Regions from separate parts of the Homo sapiens genome. Here region 2 is linked to region 1. A link is an interaction called in ENCODE POLR2A ChIA-PET data of the cell type or tissue named here. Cell type or tissue: IMR-90. All regions are shown on one strand. Links, peaks and the distances in the headings refer to the core of each region. The heading gives the core; the rest is flanking DNA. Region 1 holds the start of FOSL1 (FOS like 1, AP-1 transcription factor subunit). Region 2 overlaps MAP3K11 (mitogen-activated protein kinase kinase kinase 11).

Evidence for each region. Peaks named below come from ENCODE experiments on the same cell type or tissue, not always from the same donor. Only the 100,000 strongest peaks of a DNase experiment are listed, where the experiment ranks them.
Region 2: POLR2A ChIA-PET joins it to region 1 with 10 read pairs; 17 of 35 experiments call an interaction of 5 or more read pairs at or near these places.

What each region holds. Positions count from the first base shown.
Region 1 is chr11:65,893,069-65,902,030 of GRCh38, reverse strand. FOSL1 (FOS like 1, AP-1 transcription factor subunit) reads left to right here and starts at 1,643. Exons shown (of 4, transcript NM_005438.5): 1 at 1,643-1,790; 2 at 5,025-5,222; 3 at 7,910-8,017; 4 at 8,735-8,962. The coding sequence starts at 1,692. RefSeq lists silencers at 1,252-1,851, 2,460-2,579, 2,545-2,772 and enhancers at 7,697-7,806, 7,909-8,413. In IMR-90, for the core only: a CTCF peak has its summit at 2,524 (motif pointing right); DNase peaks (open chromatin) are centred at 1,510 and 2,610; H3K4me3 peaks cover 4,734 bases; H3K27ac peaks cover 6,213 bases.
Region 2 is chr11:65,603,152-65,612,113 of GRCh38, reverse strand. It overlaps MAP3K11 (mitogen-activated protein kinase kinase kinase 11), which reads left to right. Exons shown (of 10, transcript NM_002419.4): 2 at 3,666-3,846; 3 at 4,044-4,192; 4 at 4,298-4,473; 5 at 4,601-4,844; 6 at 5,310-5,423; 7 at 6,033-6,168; 8 at 6,262-6,353. Among named protein-coding and RNA genes, the nearest start is that of MAP3K11, 6.6 kb to the left of the region's middle. RefSeq lists a silencer at 4,875-4,974. In IMR-90, for the core only: no CTCF peak of the experiment used is centred there; a DNase peak (open chromatin) is centred at 4,933; H3K4me3 peaks cover 205 bases.

The DNA.
Region 1 (8,962 bases), core at 520-8,519:
AAGGAAAGTAGCCCAGAGGGCAAAGCTAGAGCTGATGAAATGGAAGGACCGATGGAGAAGCAGGAGAGCCCAGCCCTCTCTTGATCTATTTACTTTGAGTCTTGCTCTGTCCCCCAGGCTGGACTGCAGTGGCGCAGTCACAGCTCACCGCAGCCTCAACCTCCCTGGCTTAAGCCATCCTCCCGCCTCAGCCTCCAGAACAGCTGGGACCACAAGGCAGGCGTACCACCATGTCCAGAAAATTTTATAATTTTTTGTAGAGATGGGGTCTCAAATGGTTCTTTCTGCCTTGGCCTTCCAAAGTGCTAGGATTACAAGCATGAGCCACCACACCTGGCCCCAGCCCTCTTTCTGTAGTCGTGTGACAACTGACAGCTCAGTACTCCATCTGGGCCTCAGTTTCCTCATCTATGATGGAAGTAATCAGAGAGAAGCTTTGGGATGGTGCCCAGCACTAACATTCTGGATGTGCGACAAGGTGTCTGTGAAGGTGTAAGGGCTTTGAAAATCTTGGCTGAGCCTGGGCTTGGAGTGCCCACGGCTGTGACTTGGCAACCTGTGCCAGCTACTCACTTAGCGACTTCAAGCAATTCATTTCAGCATCTCCCAGCCTCAGTTTCCCCATCTGTAAAACAGAGATGAGGATGATACCTGCCTCACATTCACTCACCTTTGACATACTCTCCAAACAAGTCTGGTGGCCACAAGCCTCCGAAAGGCACTGACCGTAATGAAGATGGCGTTTATCAGACCTCAGGACACCTGTAGTGGCCCTGAATTAAAACTCGTTATAGCTCCTGAAATTATCCTGAGTAATACTATTATATTGCATTTTATGTGGGGTTAGTTCAAAGCATTACCTTATCGCAAACATTTAAAATATACCACCCAGCCTGGGCAATACGGCGAGACCCAATCCCTACAAAAAACACAAAAATTACCTGGGTGTGGTGACGCGCGCCTGTAGTCCCACTTACTTGGAGGGGGCGCTGAGGCAGGAGAATCCCTTTAGCTCAGGAAGTTGAGCCTGCAGTGCGCCGAGATCGAGCCACTGCACTCCAGCCTGGGTGACAGAGACCCGGTCTCAAAAATATAAAGTAAAATAAAATATGCCACCATTTTTGTAACCCTGGTTTGTCATTTATTCACTTTTCATATACTCGAAGCCTTAAAACAAGGCCAGTGGAAAGACCTCACTCCACGAAGCTTTGGGTGGCGGTTGGCGTGGCTCCTAGAGATGTGATTCTTTCGTGCTATTTTGTGGGAGCAGAAACGGAGGTTAGCCCAGGCCTCGAGAGGGCTGGGGCGGGGCGCGGGCTCTGGCAGGTGCGTCAGTCCGCAGGGGAACCCGGGGCTCCACCTGGGCGCGGCGAGGAAGTTACACCATGTATGGGCAGCTACGTCAGGGGGGCGGGCCCGCAGCCTCCGGGGAACGCCGAGCCGGGCCCATCCCGGTGAAAAGGCTGCAGCCGGACTTGGGGAGGCGTCGCCAAGTTCGGGACCGACGGGCCAAGGCGGCGCGTCTCGGGGGTGGAGCCTGGAGGTGACCGCGCCGCTGCAACGCCCCCACCCCCCGCGGTCGCAGTGGTTCAGCCCGAGAACTTTTCATTCATAAAAAGAAAAGACTCCGCACGGCGCGGGTGAGTCAGAACCCAGCAGCCGTGTACCCCGCAGAGCCGCCAGCCCCGGGCATGTTCCGAGACTTCGGGGAACCCGGCCCGAGCTCCGGGAACGGCGGCGGGTACGGCGGCCCCGCGCAGCCCCCGGCCGCAGCGCAGGCAGCCCAGCAGGTGAGTGGGGCCCGACGCCGGTGGTCCCACGGGAGGACCGCGCGTGGGAGGCCGGGGTCAACTCCCGCACGCTCCGGGACTGGAGCGGGGAACCGGAGTCGGGGCCGGGCTGGGGGCTGGGGCGAGGATCCTGCCCCTCGCCGTCCGGGGCCAGTTGCCCCCACCGCGCAGCGGGCAGCAGAGACCCGCGAACTCCCCTTCTCCCAGCCGCCCCCTTCTCCCTCGCCGTCCGCGTCCGTCCCTCCGTCTCCGTGCCCGCTTTCTCTCCTCCTGCCCACCTCTGACTTCTGCGTCCACCCTGCTTCAGAAGGGGCGTGGGCGCCTAGGGTGGTCGCCTCGAAGGCTAGGAGGGTCTCTCCGCTTCGGGCTGAATTCCTGGGATCTGGAGTCTGGGCTGGGGTGAGGGTCCCCACACGGGAGGGAGGCGGGATCCGTCGGGAGAGCAGCTGGGCCAGGGTGGGAGTCCCGGCCCGGTCTGCGACCCTCCGCGTGTCCGTCCGTCTGTCTGTCCTTCGCCCCTCCGTCGCCAAGTCCCTATCGTTTCTCGGCCTGGGGAGTCCAGGGGGGTCCGGGCAGTGGAACCTGCCAGGTCCCCGGAGACCGGCCCTCGATCCCTTTGCCGAATGCGGCGAATAGAGACCTCGAGGTTCCGGGACGTGCGCGGGGTCAGGCTGCGGGCGACTCTCGCGACCCCACTCTCAGCCCCTAACGGCGCCCGCTGCCCGCCGGGGGGCACCCGGGAGGCTGCAGGTGCCCATTTCCTGTCGAGGGGCTGCGAGCACGTGTCGACAGGGGAGGGAAGGAGGGGCGTCCGTTCCGCCGAGTCACGGCGGCCGAGTCACGGCGGCTGAGTCACCCGGGGCGTCCCTCCCTTCCTGGCCTGGAGCGGCCCGGGCCCGGGAGTGGGAGATGCCGCCGGCGGTGCCTCGGACCCGGAACTGGGGTCACTGGGACGCCGGGCCCGCAGCGCTTGGGCTCGGGCTACCGCTGTCGGGACTTGCCTGGGCTTGTGGGCGCTTCCCGGACGATTGGGCGCCCACACCCAGGGCCCAGCGGCAGAGCTAGAACCCACTTCTCCCAGAACACTGAGCCCCATCCCAACCCACTCCTCAGATAGCTGGCTGATAGAATGGGAACAGGGACGTTGTGCTGGGCGCTTGCTACATCATTTACCATATTTCACGGAATCGAAGACCTCATCGATTGAAAAAAAAACCCACTATAACTTTATGCCACTAATTTTCTTTCCTTCTCTTTCTTTTCTTTTTTTTTTTTTTTCTGAGACAGGGTCTCCCTCTGTTGCCCAGACTATAGAGCAGTGGTGCAATCACAGCTCACTGCAGCCTCAGCCTCCTGGGCTCAAGCAATCCTACTGAGATCCTAGCTGGGAAGCGACCTGGCCACAGGCACGCACCACCACACCCAACTAATTTTTTAATTTTTTTGTAGAAATGAAGTCTCACTGTGTTGCCCGGTGTGACCTCAAACTCCTGAGCTCAAGTGATCCTTCTACCTCAGCCTCCCAAAGTGCTGGGTATGAGCCACCATGCCTAGTCCACTAAAATTTTTTAAATTGCCAATTAAACTATGATTTCAGAGCTATTAAAGGGTACTTCTTAACATCAGTGAAATCCTGTAATCCTCACCTGTAACAATATTAAAAATGAGGAAACTGAGGCACATGGAGGTTAAATAACTTGCCCATGGTCACACAGCCAGTAAGTAGCTGAGAGCTGAGATTAGAATTGGGACAGCCTGCCATGCCAGGTGGCTAAAGCCTGTCATCTCAACACTTTGGGAGGCTGAGGTGGGTGGACTGCTTCAGCTCAGGAATTTGAGACCACCCTGGGCAACCTAGTGAGACCCTGTCTCTACAAAAAAATTTAAAAAAAATTAGCCAGGCCGTGCGCGGTGCCTCATGCCTATAATCCCAGCACTGTGGGAGGCCAAGGCGGGTGGATCACCAGAGGTCAGGAGTTCAAGACCAGCCTGGCCAACATAGTGAAACCCTGTCTCTACTAAAAATACAAAAATTAGCCGGGCACAGTTGTGGGCGCCTGTAGTCCCAGCTACTCGGGAGGCTGAGGCAGGAGAATTGCTTGAATCCAGGAGGTGGAGGTTGCAGTGAGGCGAGATCGGGCTACTGCACTCCAACCTGGGTGACAAAGCAAGACTGTGTCTCAAAAAAAAAAAAACAGAAAAGAAAAAAAAAATTAGCCAAATGTGGTGGTGCACGTCGGTAGTCCCAGCTACTTGGGAGGCTGAGGTGGGAGGATTGCTTGAGCCCGCAGGTCACTGCACTCCAACCTGGGTGAAAGAGTGAGACCCTGTCTCAAGAAAAAAAAAAAAAAAAGCAATGGAATGGCCTGAACCCAGAGCAGTGACTCTTTCCTGCCTCAGCCCCTCTGCACTGGGCACCTGCCACTTACCAGACTGTCGCACACATTCTCTCACCTGATTCTCACAGCCTCCCCTTGAGCTGGGAGCTGTAATTATCCTCTTCGTGCAAACGGGTGCAGGAGTGGGTAAGAGCCCAGCTGCTGGGCTCATTGGCTCTGTGTCTGCGGACAACTGTTCTCCCGTCTGAAAATGAAGATACTAGGCTGGGCGCTGTGGTTCACGCCTGTAATCCCAGCACTTTGGGAGGCCGAGGCGGGTGGATCACCTGAGGTTGGGAGCTGGAGACCAGCCTGGCAAACATGGTGAAACCCTGTCTCTACCACAAATACAAAAATTAGCCGGGCATGGTGGTGCACGCCTATAATCCCAGCTACTCAGGAGGCTGGGGCAGGAGGATCACTCGAACCTGGGAGGCGCAGGTTGCAGTGAGCTGAGATCGTGCCACTACACTCCAGCCTGGGCAACAGAGTGAGACTCCATCTGAAAAAAAAAAAAGAAAAAAAAGAAAGAAAAGAAAATGAAGATATTACTGTGCCAATGATATGAGTCAGTATTTGTAAAGTGGTTAGAACAGTTCCTGGCAGTTTGTGCTTTATAAATGTTAGTTCTAATGGGGAAATGGGGGCACAGAGAGGTTATGTGACCTGCCCCAAAGCCACACAGCTTATGAGCAGGGATTTGCCACCAGGTCAGTCTCTGACTGCCAAGCTGTGCTCTTTCTGTTCCCAGAGCTAGCCTGTACATTGAAGGTAGACAGCAGTGTAGCCTCTGCCCAGTGGAAGCCCCTCAATCCACACGGACCTCATCTGTGGCCTTCCATTTCTTATTCCTTAGAAGTTCCACCTGGTGCCAAGCATCAACACCATGAGTGGCAGTCAGGAGCTGCAGTGGATGGTACAGCCTCATTTCCTGGGGCCCAGCAGTTACCCCAGGCCTCTGACCTACCCTCAGTACAGCCCCCCACAACCCCGGCCAGGAGTCATCCGGGCCCTGGGGCCGCCTCCAGGGGTACGTCGAAGGCCTTGTGAACAGGTAAGGCACAGAGGCATTGCAGTGGTTCCGACCCCGCCCAGGAGTGCTAGGGTGCAGAGAAGCTCCTGCCAGAAAGGAGAGCACAGGCTTAGGAGGGGGTAAGGTAGGCTACAGGTGACTACTGCCCAAGGCTGAAAGTGATAGGAGCCCCACGGGAGGCCCAGAGGGTACAACAGTCACTTCCAGATCAGGGAAAGCTTCCTGGAAAAGGTGGCATATTAGCCTAGAAGGATGGGTAGGACTGGCAGAGGCAGAGAGGAAGGAAAGGACATTCCAGGTAGCGGGGGTGGCAGGAGCAAGGATGGAGGCGGAGGCAAGAACATGTAAGGTGCGCACACGGAATGGTGAGGGGGTCTCCACCTGCTGACATGCATAGAGGGGGCGCTTATGTTGTCTGGGAGAGAACAGGAACAAGAGGGTTCCCTTCAGCTACTCCCTCAGTCTCAGTTTCCCTGTCTCATTTAATCCTCACAAAATCTCTCTGGGGAATGTACTCTGGTTTTCCCCATCTTCCACCAAAGAAATGAAGGCACAGAAGGGTAGTCACTTGCCCAAGATCACACAAGTAGTGAGTAATGACACAGGACTGGCCTTGGCCCCAGGTCTATACAACTCTAAAGTCAGATCCTAACCACCAAACCAGGGCCAGGTGCAGTAGCTCATGCCTGTAATCCCAGCACTTTGAGAGACCTAGGCAGGAGGATCACTTGAGGCCAGGAGTTCAAGACTAGGTTGGGCAACATAGAGAGACCCTGTCTCTACCGAAAAAACAAAATAAAATAAAACCCCCAAAACTAATCACCAAGCCACGCTGTCTCACTGGAAGCTAACAGAAGGCTCAAAGTAGAGGGAACTGACAATTCTTGGCTCCCCAAAGCCCTTACCAAAATAAGTGAGTAAGAGATGGCGAGTCTTTAAAGGAGTGGCTCATCTTTCCTCTCCCTGGGGCATTTTGGTGTGGGAGACTACAGGGGATGAGGTTAAAAAGCTTGGTCGGCAGGTAGAGGATGGGGAGAGAGGTTAGGGCCCTGGGAAAGGTGAGAGATCAGCCAGAGACAGGTTTCCCAGAACAGAATGTCTGGCCTTTGTGGTGAGGAGGGACTGTGGTATGAGCCGCAGAAGCGGGCCAGGGGTAAACCCTCCTGTGCGTCCTTCCTTCAGCCTGGTCCTGAGGGTGACCCTTTGATCCTGGGTTCTCCAGGTAGGGCTGTGAGCTGTGAGTTGGATCCTTTTGGTGAAATGGTCTCTCTCATCTGGCCTGTCACTCAATGTGGAATAGAGTGAGTGAGTTCTATGGGTTCTAAGTCCTGCTCTGGAACCATAAGTAAGTTATCCTCTCTGGGCTTCAGTTTTTCATGGAAAGTTGCGTTAAGAATCTAGTTTAAGGCCAGGCATGGTGGCTCACGCCTGTAATCCCAGCACTTTGGGAGGCCAAGGAAGGTGGATCATGAGGTCAGGAGATCGAGACCATCCTGGCTAACATGATGAAACCGTGTCTCTACTAAAAAATACAAAAAATTAGCTGGGCGTGGTGGAAGGCACCTGTAGTCGCAGCTACTCGGGAGGCTGAGGCAGGAGAATGGCGTGAACCCCGGAGGCGGAGCTTGCAGTGAGCCGAGATGGCACCACTGCACTCCAGCCTGGGCAACAGAGTGAGACTCCGTCTCAAAAAAAAAAAAAAAAAAGAATCTATGTTTTTTTAAAAAAGAGGCCAGCTGTGGTGACTCCCCCTGGTAATCCAAACATTCTAGGAGGCCAGTGCAGGAGGATCCCTTGAGCCCATGAGTTCCAGACCAGCCTGGGCAACACAGTGAGACCCCGTCACTACACAAAAAAAAAAAAGAAAAAAAAAGGCCGAGCACAGTGGCTCATGCCTGTAATCCCAGCACTTTGGGAGGCTGAGGAGGGTGGATCACCTGAGGTTAAGAGTTCAAGACCAGCCTGGCCAACATGGTGAAACCTCGTCTCTACTAAAAATACAAAAATTAGCCAGGTGTGGTGGTACATGCCTGTAATCCCAGCTACTTGGGAGGCTGAGGCACGAGAATCACTTGAACCCAGTAGGTGGAGGTTGCAGTGAGCCAAGATTGGGCCAATGCACTCCAGCCTGGGAAAGAGTGAGACTCTGTCTAAAAAAAATAAAATAAAATAAAATAAAATCTTTGCATGTTCTCAGTGAAAAACAAGAATCTACGTAAAGTACTTGGCTGGCACATAGTAGTTTTCCAATAAATTGCAACTTAATCAGCAGCACTCATTAGCCCCTCCTAGTGCTTACAGCTCATGGAAGAGGAGACTTGGTTGTCCACAGATCCAGAAGGATGAGGGTCCTGCAAAGAGGGTGCTGAGAAGGAAAGGTCACTTCTGGCTGGGGAATAAGACGGCTTCCTGGAGGCAGGAGCATCTTAGTTGAGTCCTGGGAGATGAGGAGGGTTAGGGTTTGCGGAGGGGGAGGGCATTATGGGAGAGGAATGTGCACTAAAGCTAGGTGCGAGGAGGAAATTTTACCAATCAAAGCAGACAGCGCCTCAGTGCAGGGAACTGGTTGGGTGCAGTGATCCCTAAATCACCGGCTGAGGGGGCCCTGCCATGACCTCTGCCAGGGTCCTACCACTGGGCCACCATGAGGGGCGAGTTCCAGGCAGCCAGTAGCCCAGGGTCCTCCTCACTGCGGGTCTCACCCCCAGATCAGCCCGGAGGAAGAGGAGCGCCGCCGAGTAAGGCGCGAGCGGAACAAGCTGGCTGCGGCCAAGTGCAGGAACCGGAGGAAGGAACTGACCGACTTCCTGCAGGCGGTGAGCACCAGCCCTGGTCCACCGAGCTCAGAGGGACCCTGTCTCCCAGAGCCCCCAGAGCCCCAGTATATGTAGCCCCCTCCTCACCATCCTAGCTCCTTGTCTGAGGGGCAGTCCTTCTGGGAAAATGATGAGGAAAAATTGATTAGAAACTGGCTGCAGCATGTCTCACTCACAGCAGAGCTGAAGCTCAGCCAGCAATCTCCTTTTTTTTTTGAGACAGAGTCTCGCTCTGTCACCCAGGCTGGAGTGCAGTGATGAGATCTCGGCTCATGGCTCACTGTGACATCTGTCTCCCAGGCTCCAGCAATTCTTATGCCTCAGCCTGCTGAGTACCTGGGGCTACAGGCGCCTGCCTCCCTACCCGACTAATTTTTGTATTTTTAGTAGAGACGGGGTTTCGCCAAGTTAGCCAGGCTGGTCTCAAACTCCTGGTCTCAAGTGATCCGCCCGCCTCAGCCTCCCAAAGTGCTGGGATTACAGGCCGGAGTCACTGCCTGGTGCCAGCAATCTCCTAAAACGTCTGGGCCTGATGGGAGTTGTGCCCATTTTCTCCCAGGGGCTTATGGGAGTTGTAGTCCAGACTTGCTGGGGACTCTCCACTGCCCCCCCTCTCCCCCCGCCCAACCCCAGCTCCTCAGAACCCTGAGTCCAAACGTCTGCGGCTCTGGGGTATTCAGCCCTCACCTTTCTGACTCCTCTCCTGATCTTCTACAGGAGACTGACAAACTGGAAGATGAGAAATCTGGGCTGCAGCGAGAGATTGAGGAGCTGCAGAAGCAGAAGGAGCGCCTAGAGCTGGTGCTGGAAGCCCACCGACCCATCTGCAAAATCCCGGAAGGAGCCAAGGAGGGGGACACAGGCAGTACCAGTGGCACCAGCAGCCCACCAGCCCCCTGCCGCCCTGTACCTTGTATCTCCCTTTCCCCAGGGCCTGTGCTTGAA
Region 2 (8,962 bases), core at 612-8,611, 290 kb after region 1:
TAGGAAATGCAGGAGGGGCCAGGCTCAGTGTGGTCACTGGAAAAGCATGAGACATTCTTAGAGGGGGGTCAACGTGGATATTTTGAGCCTCCTGGCCTGGGCTGACCATGGACAAGGGGCTTGCAGGAAACAGAGTGCTGAGCCCCAGATATCCAAGTTCTTGCCAGGACTGGGGGAGCCAGGAGAGGCCTGCCAACCATCCTACCCACTCTTCTCATCCCTGGTAGGGTGCGGTTCCCACCTCTCAGCCTCAACCCTGGGCTCTAACTATCTAGGGACCCCCGCTACCTGCCCCAATCTGAGGGGGATTCCCCGAAGGCACAGGGGGAGGGGACTCCCATCTTCTGTTTTTCCTCCGTTTTCTTTCCAGAAAAAATGGAACAATAGCCCAGGCCCCTGCTCCCCACCCTCCCCACTGCTTCCTGCGTTTCCTGCTGCCCCTGAGCCGGCTTCCTGTCCCTGCTCCAGCCCCTGCTCCCTCCCTAGCCCAGCTGCCTGCAGGGGAGGAAAGAGCTTGGGGTGGAGGACTTGCGGGAGGAAGGAGCCTGGAACTGCTCCCCTACTCCCCTCTAGTTCCCCTGCTTCCCTCTCAGAGTCTGGGAGGTGGTGGTAAAGGGCAGGCAAGGTGCCCTCAGCCTCCCTGAGCCTGGCATTTAACCTCGGAGACCCCAGTCCTAGGCCCAAGTTGCTGTCTGCAGGATTGGGGTGGGGGGAGTCCCTGGGCTGGTGGGGGGCACAGGCAGGAAACAATGGCATGATTTTCCTGGACAATGGGGGCCTTGTGAGGAAGCCTGGCGGGGAGAGGAGGGGGAATTCTCCAGGCCCACGAGTCACAGGACTGACCAGCCAGCCCGGCCTGGGCCTGACCTCCCCCAGTTCTCCCCAAAAGGACTCCCCCTCCCAAGTGGGAGACCTGGCCCAGGCCTCCCAGAAAGGAGAAGTAGGGACCACGGGAGGAAAGCGGAAGAGGTGTGAGCTGCCCAGGCCACTCCCAAGCCCCACAGAGGCCAGCCCAGGGAGGGAGCTGGTGGCCAGGTCCCTATCAGAGGCCAGGGAGCCCTAAAGGGGCACTGAGAGCTTCCCCCAGTTTCGGGGTCTCTGGCCCATTCTCCTCTGGGTGACCCCTGACCTCCCATGCCTGGGATCTACATCAGACACCAGAACAGCAGTTCGAGTTGGGACAGTTGAAAGCACAGAGAGGAGCTTGGAGAGAAAGCAGAGGATGGGGCTTAGCAGCTGGCAGAGCCAGGAGCGGGGAGGTAGCAGAAAGACCACAAGTACAAAGAAGTCCTGAAACTTTGGGTGAGTTGTTGCCCCTCTCTGGGCCTCAGATTCCCCACCTGAAAAAGGTGGAGAGTGGCCACCCGGCCTGAGATACTGGAACAGCACTTTGCCAGTCTGGGGTGCCACAAGTGGCTAGAGACAGGCCAAGAAGCAGCAAGTGTTGGTCTTCAAAGGGGAAGGTGGGCCCTGGCACCAGGGGAGGTGCCCATTTCCACTCCACCCACTGCCCCAGCCTGCTGTGTTTCCCCTTTGGAATGAGCTTGTCGTCGGGGGCTTGCTAAATGCTCAGGTCCCCGCCTCCAGCAGCCAGACCAGAGGCTGTTTTGAAGTTGGCAGTAAGGAGTGACAGAGGAGGGAGAGGAGGGCGGAGATACGATAAGTGCTTTAGGACAACTGGCCTTTAGGATGCTTCTGCCAGGTGGCAGCCCCCATGCAAAAACTTTAAAAGTGTGGTCTTGTTTCATGCTCGTGACAGCCATCTGAGGAGGGTTTTGTTGTCATCCTCAGCTTGATGAAGTGTTCAGGACTCAGCTCCAAGGTCTGGCTCAGAGGAGTGGGTAGATTTTGAGACCATTCTCTGGATTAGGAAAAATTGCAGGAAAATCTACTGGGCATGCCGGGATAGTAAAGGTGGTCATGGAGGGCACCTGGACATCAGGTAGAGCTGCTGAACCAATTTGTCTGGCCTGGAGTTGCAAATGTGGAAGATGCCAGTGGGGAGAGGGAGCTGGTACCTGGAAGAGGCTGAGTCAGCCAGGGGCAGTGGGCAGAGGTTGAGGAGAGGTCATGCTCTGAGAAGCACCAGCGCCGAAATGGCTGAAGGTGGAGGACACAGAAACAGAGCCAAGCAGCCAGGGGCTGTGGGGGCTGAGGACGGTGGGGCAGCGGGGACAGCTGGCAGCAGTGCCAGATGCCTCCTCAAGGCCCAGGTGGCCTGGCCAGCAGCAGGATCAGGGCTTGTTGCTTTAAGCCCTGAAAAATGAGCACCCTGGTTCTGCCACCTCCTCTGGGAAGTCTTCCCTGACTCACCAGGCTGTATTAGGTGCCCTTCCCATCTGCCCCACCCCCTGTGCCCTATGCTGCCCCCATGACAGCCGTGTCACACAGGGCAGGAGAGCTGAGAGGTGTGCCCTGACATGGGTCCAGAAACATGGTTGACTTGATATTGCTTCTCTTCCACAGTGCAGTTGGCTGTAACCTGAAAAGTAGAGGGGCCCTTCAGACCCTTCATGACTCTATGACTTTGTCCTCTTTCTATTCCTCGAAAACTTCTCTCATTTGAGCCATTCCTGTCCTGGTGAGAGATATGCAAGTTGCTGCTTCTCCTCTTTGTACCAAGTACGGTGGCCCCATTTGGGTTAAAGCCATGAGCCCCTGCCAAGTCTGACCATCCACGCCTACATTTACCCCAAGCTCCTCCTTTGTGGCCAAGAACCATCACTTTCTTGGACCCCACCCTTTCTCTTCCCTTCCAGCTGCATTGGTAGGTATCTTTTGGAGTCTTTGCTTTGGGAGTGGCTGCACTTGCCACAGTGTGATGTGGGCACTAGGGGCCTGTGGTACCTGCTGGGCTTCTTTTCTCACCAAGAGCTTCCCTCTTGCTCCCCACTCTAAGGGGGGTTCTGATTCACGCTCCTGCCTCAACAAAATGACAGGAGACTCACAGATCTCTCTTGAAATCAAAGCCATAAATGTCCAGAGCTGCCACCTTGCCAGTTTTGCTTCAGTGTAATATTAGGGAAAAGCTAGAACACTGGTTTCAGAGCCACACAGACCAGGTTGTAATCTCTGCTGTATTTGTTGTATGACCTCTGCCAAGTCATTTCCCTGCTTGGTTTCCTCATCTGTGAAACATGAAAAATATTATTTAGCTCATAAATGGTTTTGAGTGCTGGGGTTGAGTGTGAAATGTTTGGCCTCGGCCAGGTGCAGTGGCCTGTAATCCCAGCACTTTGGGAGGCCGAGGCGGGCAGATCACCTGAGGTTGGGAGTTCGAGACCAGCCTGACCAACATGGAGAAACCCTGTCTCTACTAAAAATGCAAAATTAGTCGGGCGTGGTGGCACATGCCCATAATCCCACTACTCGGGAGGCTGGGGCAGGACAATCGCTTGAACCCAGGAGGTGGAGGTTGCAGTGAGCCAAGATCACGCCATTGCACTCCAGCCTGGGCAACAAGAGCAAAACTCTATCTTAAGAAAAAAAAAAAAGGAAAAGAAAAGAAATGTCTGACCTCAAGTAGGTCCTCAAGATCTAGACCAAGTCACCTCTGTGCCCCCAGGACCCAGCCAGGATGTCCGTCAGATGAGTTTGCTCCCAGCTCTTACCCTGTCCCCACCACCTGATCCTGGAGCATCCACAATCTGGCCCCTCTTCTCTAGTTTTGCTGCTGCAGCCCATTGAGAGTGACGACATGGAGCACAAGACCCTGAAGATCACCGACTTTGGCCTGGCCCGAGAGTGGCACAAAACCACACAAATGAGTGCCGCGGGCACCTACGCCTGGATGGCTCCTGAGGTTATCAAGGCCTCCACCTTCTCTAAGGGCAGTGACGTCTGGAGGTGCGGCCCTTGGTGGGGCTGGACGGGCTGCTACGGGGCTGCAGAGGGCAGAGGTGGCTGCCTAAATCTAGGGCTGGGCCAAGTCCAGGGACAGGGACCCAAACCACTTGGCTCCTAGTTGCTTTTGGGTGAAGTGGCAGTAAGGGGGTGGGGGTTGGGAGAGAAAAGGGAACACAGACCTGTTGTCTCGCCCACAGTTTTGGGGTGCTGCTGTGGGAACTGCTGACCGGGGAGGTGCCATACCGTGGCATTGACTGCCTTGCTGTGGCCTATGGCGTAGCTGTTAACAAGCTCACACTGCCCATCCCATCCACCTGCCCCGAGCCCTTCGCACAGCTTATGGCCGGTAAGAGGACGGGGAGGGCAGGTGAGGTACAGAGCTCCCTGGCCCAGGACACATCCACCCACGGACCCCTTCTTATTCTGTCCCCGCTGCACGCCGTGCCCCTAGACTGCTGGGCGCAGGACCCCCACCGCAGGCCCGACTTCGCCTCCATCCTGCAGCAGTTGGAGGCGCTGGAGGCACAGGTCCTACGGGAAATGCCGCGGGACTCCTTCCATTCCATGCAGGAAGGCTGGAAGCGCGAGATCCAGGGTCTCTTCGACGAGCTGCGAGCCAAGGAAAAGGTGCGAGGAATCAAGGGACCCAGCGTTGGAACGAGTGTCTCCCCGATCTCCCTGGGGCAGAGTCGGGGCGGGCGCTGCCGGGATTGGTGCCAGGCTGACCTCTCCACCATCGCTGTCTCGGGCGCAGGAACTACTGAGCCGCGAGGAGGAGCTGACGCGAGCGGCGCGCGAGCAGCGGTCACAGGCGGAGCAGCTGCGGCGGCGCGAGCACCTGCTGGCCCAGTGGGAGCTAGAGGTGTTCGAGCGCGAGCTGACGCTGCTGCTGCAGCAGGTGGACCGCGAGCGACCGCACGTGCGCCGCCGCCGCGGGACATTCAAGCGCAGCAAGCTCCGGGCGCGCGACGGCGGCGAGCGTATCAGCATGCCACTCGGTGAGGGCCGGGCCCCGGGGCGTCCCCCGCCATTGGCTGCGGGGGTGGGGGTGGAGCCAGGCCTGTGTGCTCACCGCGCTGGGATTGGTTTAGGGTGTTGTGGGTGGGCCCGTGAGATGAAGGCTGGGAGGGGTGGAGCCAGGAGTGTTTTTTTTCTGTCTGTGGGCGGGTTCTGGCGGAAGTATTTGCATGTCGGTCTGGGAGTGGGAAGGGGTGGGGTTCACGAAAGTTCTGGGAAGGTCTAGTGGGCGGGGCCGGCCGGCGCCAGGGCATCTCCGACTCAGACGAGTAGCTTTCCTTATCCAGACCCAGGGGCTCAAGAAAGCAGTGAGGCTGGTCACAGTCTCACAGCCATCGTGCCGCTCCCTATGTGGCCTGGGAGCTGGCCTTGGGCCCCTGCAGGTTGGGGTCCTGGCTCTACTTCATCACAAACCTGAACCCTGCTCCCCCCAACCCAAATCCCAGACTTCAAGCACCGCATCACCGTGCAGGCCTCACCCGGCCTTGACCGGAGGAGAAACGTCTTCGAGGTCGGGCCTGGGGATTCGCCCACCTTTCCCCGGTTCCGAGCCATCCAGTGTAAGAAACTTCACCTCTCATGCCCCTCTCCGCCCCCCAGCTCCTTATTCTCTGTCAGACCTTATTCTTGGAGGCGGAGCCCACTCACTATCCCCTCTTCCTCCCCGCCCCCAGGCTCCCTGCCTTAGGTCTAGCCTGTTACCTCTGAACTCCCCAAGCAGCATTAATTTTACTTATTTTTTTTTAGTCAAATAATTGTATGACACTATGTACTACTAATTTTCTAAATGCTTTGCTAATATTAATTTCTTGCAATAATTCTATTTGGTAGTTATTTTTGTTGTTAATTTAAGTTTTATGGATGAGAAAAGTGAAAAAAGTAACTTGTTACACAGTTAATAAGTGGAAGAGCCAGAATCAAACTCAGGCAGTTGGTGTCAGTGTCTGTACTAATTACTAAGCAGCAAACTTCAGCCCAAGGGCTAGATGAGATGCCCCACCCCACTGTTGGCCCCAAGACCCAAACCCATCTATCTTGCCCAAAGCTCACCCTGGGAATGGTACAGGGCCCAGCCTGCTCCCCATACTCTAAAGTTTATCTCTGAAGCCTGACTGTGATGATGGAGGGAGAATAAAGATTATCTCCGATTTCATCGGTTTCCCCTGCAGTGGAGCCTGCAGAGCCAGGCCAGGCATGGGGCCGCCAGTCCCCCCGACGTCTGGAGGACTCAAGCAATGGAGAGCGGCGAGCATGCTGGGCTTGGGGTCCCAGTTCCCCCAAGCCTGGGGAAGCCCAGAATGGGAGGTGAGTACCTGAGTGCCCCCCAGACCCAGCATCATTTGCTTTCCCCAAGTCCTGAAATTCCTAAAGCACCCCTCCTTGCCCTCCCATCACCAGGAGAAGGTCCCGCATGGACGAAGCCACATGGTACCTGGATTCAGATGACTCATCCCCCTTAGGATCTCCTTCCACACCCCCAGCACTCAATGGTGAGTGGCCTTCCTCCCCCGGCAGGATCTGGCTGAGCTCCTTCCGTGGGCACCTTGGGGAGGCCACAATAGGCTAGTAGGCAAAGCAGGAGTCCTGCCCTGGTTGCTCTCATTCTAGAGACTAGGAAACCAAGGCTGAGACAAGACAGAGCCGATCCTGGAACCCAGGTCTGACCTACAGGCCCACGATCAAGCGGCATACAGCCCAGGCCTCGGCTCGGGGCCCAGAGTCTCATCCCCTTGCTCAGACCTGGCCTGCAAGAAGCCTCTTCCCTGGCCCCATGGCAGCCCCTGTGCCTTTAGCAGGCTCCAGGGAGAAAAGAAAGACAGGAAGCCCACCTGGCATTTGGTACCCAAGGGAAGCTGGACCCAGATGGGGGAAGGAATCAGCCTGTGTGGGGTGGAGCCAAACAAGTGTCAGCCACACTGTGCTTCTCAGAGCCCCTTCTGGGAGCCTGTAGGTGAAGAAGAGAATGAGAAGGCCGAGCAGGCAGGATCCAGGACCCATTCTCACCACATCCAGGATAGCTCGGGGCCTTTCTGTTCTCCATGACGGTAACTGCCCTACTGTGCCAGGCATTCCCTCCAAGCATTGATGAAGAGGGGCTACTATTACCCCATTTTGCAGATAAGGAAACTGAGGCTCTGAGAGGTGAAGTAACCTACCTCAAACCCCCAGCTGAGGATTTGAACCCAGAGAGGCTTCAGCTCCAATGCTCTCGTAGTGAGCTCAGAAGCTTTCACTTGAAGAAAGGGCTTCTCACGTATAGACTGCTTAGGAAGCCAGAGGGTCAGGCAGAAGGCAGGGCTCCAGCATTGCAGGGAGGAGGGCTCACTCAGCTCAACACTGCCCAGCTCTGAGTGAGGCCAGAGAGTTATGGCCTCCCTTGCCTGTGGGTCCCTGTGCCAACCTAGGGACCATCCTCAGAGCCCCCACACCTGCTGCTCACAGCCAGAATGTAGGACCCGCTTAGCTGCTCTCAGAAGAGTCCTGTTCAGCAAGCCGTTTAAACTCACTCCTCCCATCCCACCCAGCCCATCGCCTCTTCCATTCCCTGAGCTACACTTGATAGTTGTAACAACAGCTAACCTTTGTTGGTTCTCTTCTATGTGCCAAGCAGTTCTGTGAGGGGAGTAGTAGTATTGGCCTGCATTTTACAACAGAGAAAACTGAGGCACAGAGAGATTAAGTGGTTTGATGTAAGGCAACCAGTAGAGCAGGGATTTGATCTGCTCTTGCCTGTCTGACCACAGAGGCAGAGCCCTGGGCCTCCATCTGCCCCGCCATTTGCTACTCCAGCAGCTGCACTGCCCCCAGCATCTGTCCTGCAGGGACTGAACTGAGAGCTGGAAGGCCAAGGAGGCTTCTTGAATTCACTTGCTCTAAATTGTACCAGGCCAGATGGGCCAAAGGAGAACTTGAGAGCCTGTCAACCCAGGTGTGTAGGCTGAAGCAGGTCCTGACTGTTCCACAGAACTCTCTGGCCCTCAGCTCCCAGAAGCAGGGGCACAAGGGGCCTGGGCCCCATCGTTCTCAAGCTTGCCCCATGTTTTTTTATCCAAAGAATTTGTTAATTATTTATGAAGAGAAACTACTTATTAGCCCATATATTCATGAATAGTTCAGATCAGTGACAAACTTCTAAGTAATTCAACCCAAAGAAATTCTTCATATTCCAAAATCACTTTGCATTCTGAGAGATAGCAGCCTTCCTCATCTCCTCGAAGTATTTCATGGCATCATAACTTCTGTAGACATCTGTGCCCATAGAAATCTGAAATGCCTTCTTTCTTGGTCCAGCCCCTGCAAACTGAGAGAGCCGCAGCCCCCAGGGATACAGTGAATGCTCCCACAATATGAAATTGCAGATGTGTGGCCAGAAGGCCACATGTCTGAGGTTTCATGAAAGCACTGGAAACCATGGTAGTTACTGTTCTTGATAAGTATGTCGGCCTCAACACCAGTGCCCTTCCTGGCTGATGAAGAAATGGATTGCCACTTGCCCTGAAAGGATGTCAGCTGCCCAGCTCAGTGGCTGGCTGAGCATCTGGTTCCCCTAGCCCAATCCCACACTCCACGCATCATCTGGGTCCATGAAAGTACATGACATTGACCTCACAGCCACCCCCCGAAACCCAGCTAAGAATCAAATAATGGGGCTTCACAGAGGTCCCAGACCCTGTGAGATGGTCCCCGGCATAAGCCATACCACTGGAGAGTCACACACACCCTCACCCTGTCCCCAGTGGGCTGTTCTGGTCCCTGGAGAGCTGGCTGCAAGGAGTGGCACATTGGCAGGGTGCACTCAGCTACGCTGATAGCAACTGCCCTGTGAAGCTTGTTGCCTTAGAGCCAATAACTACGTGGCTGTGTCCTCCCTGTGAGACCTCACGGAAGCAGTTTCGCCTCTATCTATCTATCTTTGGGTCAAGAATAGTCACGCAGCTTTCTCCTAAACAACAGAGTTGCTAACTCTTGCTGCCAGGAAGCTTAGAGGCAGATTCAAATCCTAGCTGGATTATGTTGACCAAGTCCCTTACCCTTCAGAACCTCAGTTTCTCAGGCCATTGACTGCAGGAACTTCTGTTCACTCTCATTTTGTCTGCTG